2 separate regions of the Mus musculus genome follow, and region 2 is linked to region 1. A link is a loop called in an ENCODE intact Hi-C map of the cell type or tissue named here. Cell type or tissue: left cerebral cortex. All regions are shown on one strand.

Region 1 (2,500 bases):
CACCCCTGAAAGTAACCTGAAATGAAATAAAAAAAGATCAAGATCAATATGCTTGAAGTCTACTAAAATAATCATTAAAGTATAGTTGAGAATTTTATTTTGAAAATTCAGAATTGGGGGGCAAAATGGGTCAATTGCACGAAAATGGGAAGAGTGTCAAACTTCACAGGATTAAGACTCAAGATATTTATCTCACCATCATTTATAAGTTCAATCACCCCACCACCCCCGCCCCGAGACACACAGACAGACACACACACAGAAAGACACAGCCGCTAAATTCCTTAAGATACAAAGATACCCCTGCATGTTTAAAACTGTAAGAATCTTGATCGAATATTAGTACCATCTAGACCTCATCAGAGGCTGCAGTAGACTCACAGTGTTGGGTACAAGCATAGACAACTCTCACAGACACATTTCAAGTGAAAGAGTCAACAGCAAACCTTGCTTTAAATTCAGATATTCAAAAATGATGGTCTAACTCGATCCCAAATTATTTAAAACGGGAAAGAATTTATCAAAATTACACATGCTTCACAGTGAAACCTAAAGTCTGAAATTCATCCCTAAGGCCTGTTGCTAGCCTCCAAGTAGAATGAACATCTTGAGTCTATGCCTTAAACACAGAAGAAAACAATTTTACTTGTCACTAGTACAGCCTCCCAGGCTGATGCATCTTACCACAGGGTCTCCCGAATGACCTGTGTCTCAGTAACCACCACCCTGTCATCTGGCACGTACAGAGGGTCACTGCTGTACAGGTGTTGATCCCTATTAAAGAGCAAACATCAAAGGTCAACAGAAAAGTTTTAAGTAAAATTACTCGTCTCAATGACTATATGCAACTTTATACTCAGCAATGAACAAATAAACACAATAAATGCCTTAAGTTCACTCTATATTCGTTTTTCAGATTCACTGGAATCTTTTTAGTGAAGCATGTTCAGAGCAATTACAATTGTGTTTTGTCATTCAATCAACTGCTTAAAACTATGCAATTTTTTTAAAAAAATTAGTGTAATTTTATAGTAAGTGCACTCAAATGGAAATTAGATACAGGCTAGCATACACCAATCTACTTAAAATGAAGATAAACATAGTACCGTTAGTAATTTCATGATATTAAAATTAATTAGAAATTACTCAAGGGAGGTAAGACTTAGGTCAGCAAAACAGTGCTGTCTAATGTGTCTGAGACCTTCAATTCATTACCACCATGATGTTATGTGCACTCTTGCATACATTCCACTACACTTGTTTAAAACTAACAAGTTTACAATTCCAGACTTGATTTAAATCACAAATCAAAGTTGTATTTTTAACCATCAAAGTTTGTTCTGTCATTATATTAAACAAGAAGTTTAGCTTACCAGACAGCAGCTAAATTGGAGTGCAGATGTGCACTGTGTGGAATTCGGAAGCGCCTGGTTGTCCAGTACTGATGAACTACATGCTGTTCCAGCCAGCTCCGGCTATCTGGCTCATCTGCCACAAAAAGTGGAATACATATCAATCAATTTTTACAGTGACTAGGTACTTTCACCTCCTCCTGACCAAAAGTGTAGCTCCCTAGGGATGAAACTCTGTCTATGAGGGCTCTCCCATGGCCACAGTGTAGTCTGTGAGAAGGCTGATCTAGATTTACTCATGTTGTCACAAAGATAGAAGGTTTAAGAATTAGAAGGACCAGGTGGTGCAGTGCATGCCTTTAATGCCAGCACTCGAGAGGCAGAAGCAGATCTCTGAGTTTACGCCAAGTCTAGTCTAGTTAGTTCTAGGGTAGCCAAGACTACACAGAGAACCCTTGTCTTGAAAACCCAAAAGAATTAGGAGGGGATAAAACTGTTACTGCCCACAAATTAAAAAGCCCCCAAAAACCCAACAAACTACCAAATTTACAAGGAAGATTCACCAAGAATGTCCAACACAGACAAACCACAGAAACCAACAGTGTTCTTCTATACCTACGTAATCAAAGTAAAACAAATTGCTCAAGATCCACAACAATAAAAAATGCTAACAGGCGGGCCGGGCATTGTGGCACAGGCCTTTAATCCCAGCACTTGGGAGGCAGAGGCAGGTGGATTTCTGAGTTCGAGGCCAGCCTAGTCTACAGAGTGAGTTCCAGGACAGCCAGGGCTACACAGAGAAACCCTGTCTCAAAAAAACAAAAACAAAAACAAAAAGCAAAAAACAAAACAAAAAAATTGCTAAGAGACACAGAAAGCACTAGATGAATACTTGAGAATATAAAAGAGAACATGGCCAATAAAGACCTCACAAATCTTAAGAGGATGGGGTGGCTCAGTGGCAGAGTATGTTTACTTCCAAGAAAAGTCTAACAGAATATAAGATGATTAGAGAAAAATGGAGGTATTGTCAGCTTCCCCAAGTTAAATCTATACATTTTCTAAAACCCTAACTAAAAATCCAGCTGGAATTATTTGTCTCACTGCTTCTAAAATGTCCATAGAGTACAGGTTCACAAAGAGATAAG
Region 2 (2,500 bases), 390 kb before region 1:
CTGGTTTTCTTACACATAAAATCAAGGCACAGTAAAGGTACTATGAGAATTAAAATTATCCACAGGAAAGCATTTGGAAGGAGCCTCACAAAAAACACACTCAGTTAAGGCCAATTCGTAAACTGAAACACCAGTGATAATAACAGTCTCATCTATACCTGGACAAGATTACTTCTTGGTGAGAAAAGTCAGCCTAGGGGACAAAAATATCATGAGAAAGAGCAAAAATTTGATAATAATGACCAAGATTCTAGAAAGCAGCGTGAGTCAAGTTGGGTCAAAGGGCAGGAACCAGGAACAACCAATCCTCTCAGGCCCATCTATGGCAGAGGGAGTATCTTAACACAGGCTCCAACATGGTTGAGCCAGATAGATGGCTCAGTTTACAAAAGTACTTGCCATGTAAGCCTGACAAACTGAGTTTGATACCTGGAGTCCATGCAAAAATAGAAAACAAGAAATTACTCTACAAACTGCTCTATGACTTCCACACATATACATGTCATGCTGCCTTTCACACACTAATAAATAAAATTTAAAAATTAAAAAGACATGAATAAGAGCAATATTGTCAGTCCCCAAATTTAATATACAAAGAAAAATCCCACTTTCTGTTTTCCAGGATTATTCTCCTCTATTTCCCTCATGTTTAGATTACAATTTAGTTTAATAAAGTTACATTAGTGACAAAGTGATATCACTGCCACACAGGCACAGTTATATAAATTAATTTACGAATCCCAAATATTACATAAGGATAAGACATCAAGTATCCATCTCACCTCTGCAAGGACAATTTAAAGATGATTGCAACTGTTAGCCTGAGCAACTGAGTCAAATTCCTAGGACCCATATAATGAAAGTAGAGAATTAATTTCTGCAGACTGCCCTCTAATCTCCACATGTGTTCCATGACACACACATAATAAATAATATACATTTTCATATACATTATAATAAAAAACTTTTAAAGAAATCATTTCAAATAAAACAAGACTGTAAATAAATCCAAATGCATATTAGAATTTAAGAGTAGAATAAATAGTTTTCAAGTCACTGGATGAATTATTTCACAAATATTGCTGGAGCCACTGCTTTGCCACATATTAAAAAAATTAAGCTGAACCACTCAATATTTTATTCTTTATATTAGGATAAAATGCAGATGGCTGAAAGTGTAAACATAATAAATGAAATCATATAGATGCTCAGGAGAAAAATTAGGAAAATTTCTTTAAAACAATGAAATGAATTATAATTATTAATGTCATGTATTTTTAGCATATTGTCAGAAGATAGACATGAAAAATATTGGCAGATTTGTATACCTAAAAATGAGAATTCTTGCATGGCAAAACAATATTGGCCAAATATCTAAAAACAAACTACAGGCAAACGTATACAGAAGGACTTATTCAGTAAAAATAAGATATACAGGGTTGGCAAGGCAGGATTTGTCTCCAAGTCTAATGACCTGAGTTCAATCCCTGTAACTATATGGACTATATCGTAGGAGAAAGAAAACAATTCCTACAAAGTGTACACATACACACACACACACACACACACACACACACACACACTGAGAGAGAGAGACAGACATACAGGGACAGACACAGACACAGAGACACAGACCCCAAACATAAGCTAAAAAGCATAATAAAACTAATGGTTTTGTTTTTAAAGAACAAGAGCTAGTGAGATGTCTCAGTGGTTAAGAGCACTTACTACTCTTGTAGGAAACCTAAGTTTAGTTCCTACCGCTTACATGGTGGCTTAGAGCCACCTGTAACTCCAATTCAAGGGGAGCCAAAACCCTCTTCTGGTCTCCTCAGGTACCATGTATGCATACATACTCAGGCAAACACTTATAAGAAACAAATCTTTTTTAAAGAAAAGATAAATCAGTCCTAGATGGATAAAAGAAACTACGGGGAGAACTGGGATACACTTTGTTTTAAAGAACAGCTTCTATACCTCTGTCCACGGAGCAAGCAGTCTAGGAAGAGACCATGTGTGAAGAACAGTGGCTCTTGCAGAGAAAGCTGGCCCCACGTAGTGTGCCTTCCCCATCACTCACCTGTGGGTAGGCAGTGCCCATGCCGGACAGCACAGCAGAAAGCACTTCCCTGCCCTTGTCTCCAGCCCTGCTGCACACTGACAGCTTGAGCAGCTCCACCACCACCCGGGTGTCATCAGGGATCAGCAGACTGGTGAACTCATCCAAGGACTGGGGCTCTGGGCCTGATGTTTTATTTTGGCTTTCAACATCCTAAATGAATTGACAATCAACAGTTAAAACAGAGAATGAAGTATGGGGAGATAAAAGTCCTGGAGCCCAAAGAACACATTAGGAATGGGGAATGAAAATTAAAACCAGACTAAGACATGATTGATCCCAATATCCAGCATCCACCAAGGAAAAATGCCTTGCTATTATGCCCAGGCAGGCAGCACACCATGTGAGTGAGAAGGACGTCATGCCACGTGAAGCCTACCC

Evidence for each region. Peaks named below come from ENCODE experiments on the same cell type or tissue, not always from the same donor. Only the 100,000 strongest peaks of a DNase experiment are listed, where the experiment ranks them.
Region 2: it touches region 1 in a loop (4-fold over the local background); 4 of 42 quality-filtered maps call a loop at or near these places.

Annotation. Positions count from the first base shown.
Region 1 is chr7:55,803,569-55,806,068 of GRCm38, reverse strand. Tubgcp5 (tubulin, gamma complex associated protein 5) reads right to left here. Exons shown (of 23, transcript NM_146190.3): 7 at 1,374-1,488; 8 at 685-774; 9 at 1-16. Among named protein-coding and RNA genes, the nearest start is that of Tubgcp5, 11 kb to the right of the region's middle. In left cerebral cortex, no CTCF peak of the experiment used is centred here; no DNase peak of the experiment used is centred here.
Region 2 is chr7:56,193,982-56,196,481 of GRCm38, reverse strand. Herc2 (HECT and RLD domain containing E3 ubiquitin protein ligase 2) reads right to left here. Exons shown (of 93, transcript NM_010418.2): 69 at 2,081-2,272. Among named protein-coding and RNA genes, the nearest start is that of Oca2, 45 kb to the left of the region's middle. In left cerebral cortex, no CTCF peak of the experiment used is centred here; no DNase peak of the experiment used is centred here.